Linked DNA regions of Mus musculus: all the other regions are linked to region 3. The links are chromatin contacts, found by Hi-C or POLR2A ChIA-PET in ENCODE. All regions are on one chromosome and are shown on one strand. Each heading gives the region's core, a stretch centred on a gene start or an enhancer-like site at or near the end of the contact. The rest is flanking DNA. Distances are from core to core; before and after follow the strand shown.

Region 1 (4,052 bases), core at 1,213-3,712, 62 kb after region 3:
AGTGAAAGGGCATGTTTGGAAAGGACCACTGGGGCAGGACTCTCAGACACAGAATTGCCCCATTCTAACACCAGAAAGCTCTCATGATATGGGACTGTCACTGTATCATTGGTAGTGGGGTACTGGTGGTACACACATGAGGAGCTGAAAGCTGCCTTCCTACTGAGCCCCGAGCCCAGGAGTGGCACAGGGAAGGCACTTCTGGCGCACTCACCAGCTGATGTGCTGAACGCCGCCTTCCCGCTCCTGCTTGAGCTGCACGTATCTCTGGATAGCCTTCTTCAGGTCCAGGACCGTGGCATTCTGTACGACGACCACAGCTGTAACCATAGAAACACATAGGAGAAGAAACACGTGGGCGGCCACACACGGGTGGCTGTCCCAGCATACCCAGGCATGGTCTGAGTTTCTCACTGACTAGCTCTCTGCTAATTCCTTGCTGATGTGAAAGGTCAGGCTCAAAGAGAAGCACGGTTGTGGCTTGAATAAGAAGGTCCCCCACAGACTCAAATATTTGAATGTTTGCTCTTTAATGGAACTGTTTGGGAATGGTTAGGAGGTATGGCCTTGCTGGAGGTGGTGTGCCACTGGGGGTAAGCTTTGAGGTTTCAAAAGCCTTCAGTCTCATGCCTGTGGGGATCAGCATGTAAACTCTCAGTTTCTGCTTCAGGACATTTGCCTGCCTGCTGCCATGCTCCCTGCCATGTTGGTTCTGGACTGTAGCCCTTTGTAACCAGAAGCCCCTACAAGCATTTTCTTTTATAAGTTCCCTTGGTCGCAGTATCTCTTTATAGCAAGAGAAAGTAACTAAGACAACGGTACTTACGCATTACCTCTCCATCCATCTTGCACACACGGACAGTCATCGCCTGGCCATATTCCAGTGCAATCTGGGAGTTGACCTCTTCTAGAGTAACCTAGGGAGATGGAGATCATAAGAGCTTTCTGGTGTTAGAATGGGGCAATTCTGTGTCTGAGAGTCCTGCCCCAGTGGTCCTTTCCAAACATGCCCTTTCACTGACATGGCCCTACCCACACTGCTGGGGAGCGTCACTTGGAGACACCTGATGCCTTAATGTCTCCCTAGTTATAGATGATATATACCTACCTGTCAGTGGCCCTGATCAAAAAAGGGAACCAAGCTTGCCTACTGTTATGGTTTGCATATGCTCAGCCCAGGGTGTGGCACTATTAGAAGGTGTGGCCCAGTTACAATAGGTGTAGCTTGCTGGAGTAGGTGTGTCACTATGGGCTTGGGCTTTAAGACCCTCATCCTTGCTGCCAATATTCTGCTAGCAGCTTTCAGATGAAGATGTAGAACTCTCAGCTCCCCCTGCACCATGCCTGCCTAGATGCTGCCATGCTCTTGCCTTGATGATAATGGACTGAACCTCTGAACATGTAAGCCAGCCCCAATTAAATGTCCTTATAAGAGTCCACGTGGTCAGCCACCTCAGTGAAGTTGGAGATTAGGTTGTATTGAATAAACTTTAAAGGAAAAAAAAAAAAAAGGAGTTGCCTTGGTCACACTGTCTGTTCACAGCAGTAAAACTCTGACTAAGACACCTATTGTGTGTTAGGATTTTCAATTAACACTGGGCCTGGCGATCCTGAGAGTATTGTATCAAGAGGCTCCAGGCCTGTACCTCAGGTCCAGGGTGCAACTGACCGGCTACCTAAAACCTTTGATAACAAAATGTCTTTTGTTTGTTTTGAGGCAGAGACCCACTACTCCAGACCCTTGGCTGGCCTGGAGCTCTCAATGTATCAGGCTGGCCTCAAACTCACAGAGATTCCCTTGCCTCGGCATCCCGGGTGCTGAGATTAAAGGTCTGGCCAGACAAGAGATGTTTTAATAAAACACAGAGGGAAGTACAAATAAACTTGTGTAACTCAGTGGTAGAGCACTTATTTAGCATTCGAAAGGTTCTCAGTTTGGCTCCCAGTTCTGTGCGCACACAGACGTTAAATAAAAACACCTTTGATTGGCAAGGTTAAAGAATACATTAACTACTAAGTCACGCATACTGAAGTTTCAGGCAAAAGGAAAAGACTTGTCACACTCATCCTGAGTTCATATCTTAGTGTTTGTTTAATTCAAACTTCACGGCTCAGAGGGGCTCCTCACCCTAAGCGTTCCACTTATGCGCAGAAGCGTCTTTCTCTGGTGGGACCACCAGCGCCCATCCACACCCCAGAGCCCTGTCTCGCACCTGGATCGGAAGGTCGCAGAGCAGCGGGTCTTGCACCACCATGGCGAGACCTTCTTGGAACACGTCCACAGCCTCGGAATGGGGCAATGTCTCCTCATCATCCTCGTCGTCCTCCGGCACCTCCGGCCGATCCTCAGCCTCCGGGTCCTCCAGGACTGCCTACTACTAGACTAGTGTTGCTTTCCGGCGCTCCTCCAGCCTGCCCTGCCTTCCAGGTTGATAAGCAAAAGGCGCGTGCGCAGTGATTGTGTCCCGCCCCGACGAGATAGCTTAGCCAATGGTATACTGCGTGGCTTCAGTAGCCAATGAAATGTGCGAGTCTTCGGGAGGCTGGGAGCGTGCAGACAGCAGGTTATTGGCTGGATAGAGCAGGTCACGTTGGTGGTGCGAGCGGCGCGGGAGCTACGAGCTATTCTGTTCCCCGCTGCTGAGCTTCTCTTCGGTCTGGGCTGGTTGTCAAGGAAGGCCAGCGTTGCTATCGTTTCGCGCAAGACACCTGTCCCCGTGCACGGCATCACCCAACAAGGTGACGCTGGGAGGCGGGCGCCTCCTGCTGCCTGGGGCCTGCCGTTGCCACTCGCGTGCTGTTGCCCCAGCCAGGTCGCTTCGCAGTCACTTGAGATTATGCCATGGGCTCCATTCCAAAAAATTGCCTAAAAGGTCCACTTTAAAGTAAGGTGGAAGCCGGGCATGATGGTGCACGCCTTTAATCCCAGCGCTTGGTAGGCAGAGGCAGGCGGATCTCTGAGTTCGAGGCCAGCCTGGCCAGAGTGAGTTCCAGAACAGCCAGGGCTATACAGAGAAACCCTGTCTCAAAAATCCAACCAACCAACCAACCAAAAAACCCACCAACCCCCTCCCCGCACAAAAACCAACTCCAACTCCAACACACACACACACACAAATAGAATAAAAAGTGAAGTGAAGCTTTGGCTTGGTGGCACACACCTTTAATCTCAGCACACAGGAGGCAGAGGCAGTTGGATCTGAATCGAGAGCTAGGTCTGTATGGGAGAGCAGGGACTACAGAGGGAAGTTGTCTAAACAAAACAAATCTAGGCGGGACCTGTGGTCCTCGGAGCTGTCAAGGGCAGCCTTGCCATGCGCTGATCTCTAGTCCTCGTGTTCTTTTACACCACCAGTCCCTGTAACAACTGTTCTTATGAGGACGCTGTGTAGGCAGCACTGTGGGCTTTTTCTTTTTTCTTTGCTCCCGTCACATTCCCTGGATAGCTACTTTAATCACTTGCCTCATTTTTAAAATCCTATGTGTATGGGTCATTTTCGGCGTGTATTTCTTCTGGGCACTGAGAAACATCGTGTGAGTGCTGGGAATCAAATTTGGCCCTCTGGAAGAACAACAACCGTGTCTCTCTCTCTCTCTCTCTCTCTCTCTCTCTCTCCCTCCCTCCCTCTCTCTCTCTCTCCCTCTCCTCCCTCTCCCTCCCTCCCTCTCTCCCTCCCTCCCTCCCTCCCTCCCTCCCTCAATCATGGTTATCCTACTTAAAACTCTTATCCCCTATGCCAAGCTTGTTGTACGCACTTGGAGAAAATCCTAGCACTTGGAGAGACTGAGGCAGGAGAAAGGGTTTAAAGCCCAGGAGAGTTGCACAGCAGAGATAAAGAAGAAAGTAAGAGGAACAGGTTACATAGTGAGACCCTTTCTCAAAACAAAAATAAACAGAAAATCTACAGTATAGATTAATGTGGCCATAAGTAAGCACAATTTATTTGTCTTTGACATTTTTGTTTGAGATATCTTCTCTCAAATGAACTGTTTCAGGCAATTTTGGCTTTATCAGCTATGTCTATTAGTTTTCTGCCTTTATCAGCAGAAAA
Region 2 (4,044 bases), core at 772-3,271, 45 kb after region 3:
GGGCTAGCCTTGGCCATTCTGTCTTCTCCCCAGCTAGGTAGTGTCCAGGATCCATCTCTACATCTCTCTGTGGGGTGCTTGGAAGCTAAGCTGTGGGTTCAGGAAGTACCCGTTGAGATTCCTTTTACAGCTCAGGGATTCTAACCACACAGATGCTGGCAGAGTACTACACAAGACCTGGAGGTAGTGTAGAAGCCTGTCTATCCCAACACCTATTCACCAGTTCCAGAGTATTAGAAACTGCAGCTGACTTCTGTTCGGCACAGTCAATAAAAGTATGTGAGAAGCCACGGGTTGGATTCTTCCACCCAAAGCTTAGGTCAATAGGGCAGGTAGGAGGTTCTGGGACTGTGGAGAATTGGGTCTGTGGAGACTGGATGAAGGCTTGACTATTTGTCCACACTCCTCTGCTCAAACTGTCCATGCCCTGACTCAGGACTTGAGGATGTGTTTCACCTGGGGAATCCTGAAGCCATATGCTGAGATGGGCATTTGTCTGTAGGCATCATGCTCTCAGGAACAACGCCTGTGTGTGTGGATGGACATGGAGGGGTTTGCCAGGGGCGGGGGCTGTCACAGACTCCCCTGCACTATGGGAACTCCAAGGTCGATGGAGCAATGAGTCCTGGAAAGCTACTTTTCTGTCACTGTGTGCTGACAGCACTGTGGTATTCTTGCATTGAAGATGACTTGGGCTGGAGAGATGGCTCAGCAGCTAAGAGAGCTTTCTGCCTTTACAGAGGACCAGAGCTTGGCTCCCAGCACACACACTGGACAGCTCACAACTGCCTATAACTACAGTTCCAGGAGGATCTGATGCCCCCTCTGGCATGTGTGGGCACCTGCAACCACACACAGAGATAAAAATAAACACAGAAGAATTCTTTCTGTAAGAAAAGACGACTGACCCCTGGGTGTGTCTTCACAGTGAGTCTCCTGTAGGACTTCTTGCAGCTGGTAATAGATTTCTAGGTCTCAACAAAGGTCTAGGTGACCCTGCAGCATCCACAGCAGGAAGGAGTAGGGACCTACAGGCACCAGATGCCCGGTTCCTGTGGCCGGTTCCCTGATTTTCCAGAAAGGATGCAACCCCCGCACCTCCAGCCAGCCCAGTTTGGGCGTCCAGACCCTGCTTATTCCTAGCATGAGTCAAGAATGCTAGGCATGAAGACTGTCCCATCTCTGGCTTGGCATGTGTGGGTTACAGGAGCCCAGAACATCTGCACCACGACAGCTTTCTTCTCCCTCAGCCTTCAGCCTCAGCCGAGAGCAAAAGAAGCACTTCCTGTCCAGTATACAGAGTGATGAACCGTGCCTGACGTTATACGTGAGCACTGAGGCTGAAGAGAGAAGAGTGAGCGCATGCGCGGATGTAATGGCTTGAGGGGTGGCAGGTGTAGTCTAACCCTTGTACCTGCTGGGAAAGAAGTAGGGGAAGGGGTAATTGCTGAGCTGCGGTTCCTGTGAAATGGTGTATCAGTGTATGAACGTGAGTGTGCACACTTATAAATGTGTTAGGGTAGAGAGTGTGAGCCCATGGAAGTGCATTTTGAATAGGTGTGCGCACGTGTCTGTGTAAACAGGTGCGAGAGGCCTGAATGCATGAATGTTTGTTAGAAAGATCAGGCGCGTGTGCACAGGACAAGTGAGAGCTTCGGGACCCTCAGTGATGTGCCAGTGCGTGCCTTCGGAAGGGGCGTTCAATCTGCCTTTTAGGTCCCTTCCCACGCCACCCTCTTGCTTTGGAGGTCCCCTTCCTCTCTTCCCAAGCACAGGGGCAGCACAAGATGAAGGAGTATGGAAAGGCGAGTCCAAGACAGATGTTATGATTAAGGTGGTCGCTGGCGAGCCCGACTCCCAGCTACAGGTGTCTCTGCGGGACCCCTGGCAGAGCACAGCCGGAGGTCTTCCCGGAGGAGGCGCCCGGGGCTGGCAGCGGGCGGCGCGCATTCCTCAGCCCTGAGTCAGGCGGCCGCCCCTCTGCCGGGCCCGCCCCCGGCGCGCACGCCCCTCGGCCCGTGGCATTCCCAGGCGGACGGGTCGGGCCGGCGCGCGGGCGGCGCAGGCAGGGACTAGGCGCGGGCGCCCTCCCGGCCCGCAGCGGCGGCAGCAGCCGGTGCAGACCCTTCTGAGGACCCTACGGCGGTGAGTGGCGGCCGGGGTCTTTGCGCGGGGTTCCGGGCGGGCGAGTGCGGAGCTTGCGTTCTGGCGCGTGTCCGCCGATCGCTGGCAGTCGGTGCGCGGAGTTTCCCGAGCGCCGGCGCAGGCGGCGCGGCCCGGATTCCAGCCCGGCGCCCCACAGAAATAGCCCGTGGTCGGATCGGCGCGGCCTGGCGGGCGGGGCAGCGGAGTAGCAGCCCCGCCGGGTCCCCGGGGACAGGAGTCCGGGGGCCGCAGCCGCCCTGAGCGGCCCCTCCGCTGCCAGCCCCCACACCCCATGCCCTCCGTGCTCCCAGGGCCCCGAAGGTGGCGTCTGAAACTCTGCACAGAGAGCGCGACTTCGGGCCACAGGGTCCGCTTCCTCCCACTCACGGGAGTAACAGTGGCAGCTGCGGGCCGGGGAGCTCGGCTGGGCCTGCTCGGCCCGTTTCAGCCCGGTTCGCATCGGCAAACTCGGGAAGTGCCTCCAAAGACATCTCCTGCCCTGTACAGTGGCCCCGGGGGCGAGCCCGAGGCCACAGTCGGGATCTTGAAGTAGGCCTGGGCGCGGTGGGGTGACCGCGGACCCCAAGGGCTCAGGGATAGGCGAGAGGGCCTGTCTGTCCTGCTGGGAGCACGCTAGTAGAGCTGGGTGGAGAACGGTCAAGGGACTCCCCCTAGGCTTTCTTTCCGCTCAGATAGTCCGGACCAGAGTTCCTGCTCCGTGTGCCTCTTGGAGTAGTGTGTCTGTCTGCGTGGGCGGGGCCTGGATCCGGAGGCCCCCCGCTCTGTCCTGGGAAAGCCCCCCCTCCCCACTTCCTGTTGAAGCCGGGAGAAGATTCTAGGATGAAACTGGCTTTTCAGGTTTAGACCAGCTAAGAAGTCGGGGCAGTCCCAGGCTAGGTGCTCCCCACCTCCATGGGGCGAGCCTCAGCCCCTTGCCCCCGCCCTTAAGCCTAGAGGATGCTGGGGAACTCAGCAGCTGGCCAGTTCTCAAGAGGTTGCAGAGGCTGAGCCCTATGCTTACCAGGGTCATTCTGGGCAATCCGGGTAAGAGGGCAAGGGTGTCGGGTAGGTCCAGTACAGTACAGGGTAGGGTAGTACAGGTTCTGGCACCAGTCCACAGAACTCCAGGCAGCCTCCATGGCTGGCTAGCTCCTCTGCAGGAGCCTTACTGGGAAGTCCACTTGGGTGAGCCAGTATAGCTCCCCTCGGGGTCTAGAGGTGCTGGTTTGGGTCTCCCATTAAGGGACAGTCAGGGCCCTCCCTCCTATCGCCCTAGCTCTAGTCCTCAGCGGAGCCCCTTCCCTTGCCCAGCCCCAAGTGCTCTGCAGCCGTTGGAGCTAAGGATCCCTCCCAGTTCCCTGGCAGACCTGGCCGAGGTGCTGAACTCCCTTGAGGCCCTGTGACCTCAGGCAGTAAAAAGCCTCTCTGAGTCAATCTGTAAAATGGGAGGACAGGAGTGATTACTTCTGCCACCGGTTATAACATCAACAGGGTTCGTTGGGCTCAGGTCTGAGGCAGGTGTCCCCGGCTTTTGGTGACTGAAGCTGTTGTTGCAGACTCAGTTTACCCTTCTGGAGCCTCTCCAGTTTTGTCCTGCTTCCTTTGGGTTCTGGGAGGGGTTTCTGAGTCAGTACAGGGGAACTCTGTACCCCTCCTCCATTCAGAGACTCAGCTGGACTACAGATTGGGCATCAGAAGTGTCCATCTTAGTGGACACTAATCCAGAATTTGACCTACAGTTAGCTCCTGACTCCAAGCCCTTTCTGAGTGGCTGGCTTAGACAGGTCCCCTTTCCCCTCTGAACCCCACCTGGATCCAGGAATTTGACTGGTATCAGAGACCCCCTGAGCTATGTGTGCTTTTGAGCTATGGATGGTGCCTTTCCCCAGGGATGGCTTC
Region 3 (4,316 bases), core at 1,797-4,296:
ATCCTGAAACTAGTAGCCCTGTAGATGAGACTAGCCTCAAATTCACAGAGATCTGCCTGCCTCTGCCTCCCTAGTGCTGGGATTAAAGGTATGTGCCACCACTTTTTGGCAGGTTTGTAATCTTAAACTAAAGAGTAGTGGAATATGATTGTAATACCTTCCAGTTGTGGAGGTTGAAGCAGGAGGATTGTTGTGAGTTTGCAGTCAGGCTGAGCTACATAGTGTGTGTCCCAGGGTTGCCGGTACGTGCAGATTTGCACTTCAAGGGCTTGCTGCTTATGTTATTTTTTATTTATTCCCTTTTCTTTGATTTTTGGGCAGACAGGGTTTTGTGTATCTAGAGTTAGCCTCAAGTGCAATATATAGCCAAGGATTATCTTGAATTTCTGATTCCCCAGTCTTAAATAAAACCAGAATATAAAATATACAGAATCAAGTAAAATAGAGTTAGCTGAGCACAGAGGTGCACACCTTTAATCCCAGCCCTCAGGGGGCAGAGGCAGGCATCTGAGTTCAAGGCCATCCTAGTCTACAGAGTGAGTTCCAGGACAGCAAGGACTACACAGAGAAACTCTGTTTCAAAACAAAACAAAACAAAACAAAACAGAACAAAACAAAACAAAACAAAACAAAGAGAATAAAAGCACAGCCAAATATCAGAATTAAGAGAGAGTATAAGCCCCGAAAAACAACAACAACAGAGAGAGAGAGAGAGAGAGAGAGAGAGAGAGAGAGAGAGAGAGAGAGAGAATAAGCACATTTTAAAGGCATTGCAGAGCCGTCCTGTGTATGTGACAACAGTGTGTACTGGATTCTTTTGTGTGACATTGATCAATGACATTTATAAAGTGCTTTCCCTCACAGGGCACCAAACTTTCTGTGTTGCATCCTCAACCCTCAGAGCCACTCTGTAAGAGCAGCTCTGTTCTCGGTGGGGCTGGCTTTGCTCTGTTAGAACAGTTCTGTAGTCGGTGGGGCTGGCTTTGCTCTGTTAGAACAGTTCTGTAGTTGGTGGGGCTGGCGTTGCTTTGGTTTGGTTTTAAGGTAAGGGCATAGACACTCAAGGAGATTATAAACATTGCCTGTGGTTCCAACTGAGGCGAGAACTAGCTGAATAATTTGCGGTGGGCTGGGTTGTTGACTGGATAGAGGCCATCTTGGCTTCACAACCTGTGGACACAAAGAGCCTGGCCCTGTGGGGAGTCCGGGATGCTGGAGCTGCTGATCTATAGTCAGTTCTGCAAGCTCCAGGCACATTTTGAACTTGAGCAATTTGACTCAGATCAGGTCTGTCTGTTCAATCAAGTAGAAGAAACCAGACTTGGGAGGGCAGTCTGTAGATCCCCCAAGAAAGGTGACCATGGGAGGCAAATTAATCTCGTCCATTCAGTTTCACCAATTAAACCTTTCTGATGACTTTAGACTCAACTTCCGACCCAGTGTGATGAAGGGTCATCTCTAGCCATAGGATTCAGGACAGGGCAGAGAGTTTAAAACTATTTCTGTTGTGGGCGAGTGGCTCTTTCTTGGAGAGGAACACTCAGTGAAGAAGGCAGCTCCCAGATAGCGTCTGTGAGCTCCACCCAGCCCTTGGCCTGAGCAAGTGACGGGACAGATAAGGCCTGGCACCCATATGGTTTCCTACTCTACCTAAGGGAGACCTTGGGGGATGGGGTGCAAGGGTCCAAAGTTCCAGTTTCCAAAGGTTTACTTCTGCAGAGGGGGTCTTGAATCCACATTGTTTTACATTTGAAATGAAGCCTCTCTTCTGTAAGACTTTAACATCAGAGTCGGAAGGTATGGCCTGCAGAGCTCAGGCTGGCTCTGCTCCTTCACAACAGCTCAAATCCAGCTTCTGGCGGGGAAACTGGGGTCCCCAGTGGAGTCCACGGTGTGACCTACGTTTTGATTTCTGGAATAGCTGATGGTATTTCTTCACAATGATGTGGACACCTTGGGAGTTGAGGTGATGCATCCCAGGTTAGTTAGTCCTGGGTTCTCCTATCCAGTGCTGTCAGTATTGGGTAAGGCAGCCTCAGAGGGGAGTACAGTGGACTTCTGTAGACTGGGATCTCATCATTTCCCCCACACGCAGCATTATTACCACGTCCATTTCAGAGCTAGTGACGGTAGAAAAGATTGAACCCAGGGCCTCGTATATAATGTCAAGTGCTCACTAGCAAGCAACATCTCTTTCCCTTTTTGAGAAGGCCTCAATGAGTTGCCCTGCCTGGCTTTAACTTCCTATCCTGCTACCCTAGTCTCCCTAGTAGCTGGAAATACAGGTCTCCACCACTGAGCCTGGCTGTCACTATTAATTACATAGAAAATTATACTGTGAATACTCCTGTGAAGGTTGCTGGCAAAAAATGGGTCCAGAGATCATAGTTGGGGAAACTCTGGGCTCCTTGGTTTAGGTCTTCCTATCTCAGAGGCAACCACTGGGGTCCCAAGGCTCTGGCTAATCAAGTGGCAGAATGGCCCGGGGGAGTAAGAGGGAAAACCTGGACCACAGTCCTGCCTGGCTCAAGTGCCCCGGTCCCTATGCACTCCCGCTGGTTCCGTGGGAAGGTCCCACGACCCATCCCAGGCACCTGGTTCCATCTCTCTGTCTGCTTCCCTCCCAGCCCCTTCCTACTCCTGACCTCACACAACACTCAAATCACACATGACTGGGATAAAGGCTTGCAAAATGAGTTAAAGTCATTCCTTTCACATCACACATCCAAACCATCAAAAGGCAAACATAAGTGCAACTCTCAGACACTGGCAAATATTCAAATGGTACCTTCTCATTGAGTAATAGTTGGGGGGCGGGGAGGGGGAGGTTGAAATACGACTATTTTCTCTCTTTGTAAAGTTTGAAAACATGATTGTTATGTGATGAGCAGGCTAGTACAATCCAGACCACCGCTCCTGCCTTTCTTACAGTTTAAAGTTTATACGCTCTGGTTAAATCAAGTGTATGACTTTAAACTGCAGACAGCTTTCCCTAGCGAGCTACTAGAGTGCAGCCAAGGCGTCGCGCCGGCGCAGTCGCCTGTCCGGGCATGCGCGGGGGCTGTGGAGCGCCGCTCGGCGAAGTCTCGCGAGAGTGAGCGCCGAGGCCGAGGTGCCGGCTTCCTCCGTGTCCCTGCGGGCCCGGCGCCTGCCTTCGGCTTTTGCGGTCCCTACGCGAGTTCCTCTCAGGCGCACGCCCGGGCTCCCGCAGGATGGGGGACAATACCAGCCCCATCAGCGTGATCCTGGTGAGCTCGGGCAGCAGGGGCAATAAGCTGCTCTTCAGGTACCCCTTCCAGAGGAGCCAGGAGCACCCCGCGTCCCAGACAAGTAAGTGGCTCCTGGCGGTCACCCGCCCCGCCACGCGCAGTGCACAGTGCGGAGGAGGAGGAGGAGGAGAGGGGCCGCGGCACGACTCCTGAGTCTCCAGCCCATGAAATAAAAATGCGTAAGAATTGCCAGCTCCAGCAGTGGTGCGCATCTGGGATCCCAGCGCCCCGGACGCGGAGGCCGGGGTATTGCCATGAGCCCAAGGCCAGCCATTTCTCCAGACAAATCCAGAAAGACACCAGATTTTACAAGCACAGACACGAATTTATAAGTTATTTTAGAAAATATAAGCGACTTTAAGGTCTGAAGTTGATCTTGAACTCTGGTCCATGCCCATTGTGGATAACTGCTCACCATCTTGATAATCATCCCTCCTGTATATAAACTCTGAAAGTGTACCCACCAAAAAATAAAATACAGCATCATCCTTTCCCCGAGCCCCTCAGAGAATCTCAGGACACTCATTTGTTATTTTGTAGCATCCGCCTTGAAGGTTCTTGGAGTTATTGAGCACATAACTCCTGTCTAGTCGCAGTACACTGCTGCATGGATCAGGCATAGCCTGCCTCTGTAGGCAGTGTTCTTTAAAGCTCGCTAATATAATACAAAGGGTTTTAAGTTATAAAAACATAAAGATGGTACCAAGCTCTCAGAACCCCCTCCCTCATCCCCCTAAAGGGCAACTATCGTCACCATTTTCCAAATCTGTTTATACACAAGCAAAGCACACATTCCAAGTACAAAAGGAACTACATGGCCCATTTTTTCCCTGATATATATATATATATATATATATATATATATATATATATATATATATATATTGAAATAGACCGGATGGTCTTTTTGCTCATTTTCTTCTGTACTTTATGTCTATGTCTTAAACAGGTTCAACCTCACCCTGAGACAGGTTTCCTGTGTAGTCCTGGCTGTCCTGAAACTCACTCTGTAGACCAGGCTGGCCTTGAACTCAGAGATTTGCCTGC

Evidence for each region. A loop is a pair of places that touch in the nucleus more often than their neighbours do. ChIA-PET counts read pairs that join two places held with the same protein, here RNA polymerase II (POLR2A).
Region 1: POLR2A ChIA-PET joins it to region 3 with 17 read pairs in Patski. The contact joins the promoter of Snrnp25 here to the promoter of Nprl3 in region 3. A Hi-C loop is called at or near these places in 3 of 37 maps with a recorded cell type or tissue (left cerebral cortex and v-Abl transformed pro-B cells). POLR2A ChIA-PET finds 5 or more read pairs at or near these places in 3 of 5 experiments (Patski and embryonic stem cell).
Region 2: a map of heart shows a loop between it and region 3 (2.1-fold over the local background). The contact joins the promoter of Rhbdf1 here to the promoter of Nprl3 in region 3. A Hi-C loop is called at or near these places in 2 of 37 maps with a recorded cell type or tissue (heart and v-Abl transformed pro-B cells). POLR2A ChIA-PET finds 5 or more read pairs at or near these places in 3 of 5 experiments (Patski and embryonic stem cell).

The regions. Positions count from the first base shown.
Region 1 is chr11:32,203,825-32,207,876 of GRCm38, reverse strand. Snrnp25 (small nuclear ribonucleoprotein 25 (U11/U12)) reads right to left here and starts at 2,462. Exons shown (of 5, transcript NM_030093.3): 1 at 2,214-2,462; 2 at 827-917; 3 at 215-320. The coding sequence starts at 2,255. It also overlaps a transcript of Il9r not described here.
Region 2 is chr11:32,220,270-32,224,313 of GRCm38, reverse strand. Rhbdf1 (rhomboid 5 homolog 1) reads left to right here and starts at 2,021. Exons shown (of 18, transcript NM_010117.2): 1 at 2,021-2,145.
Region 3 is chr11:32,266,437-32,270,752 of GRCm38, reverse strand. It overlaps Nprl3 (nitrogen permease regulator-like 3), which reads left to right and starts at 3,046. Exons shown (of 13, transcript NM_181569.3): 1 at 3,046-3,330. The coding sequence starts at 3,213. RefSeq lists enhancers at 1,425-1,807, 1,064-1,970.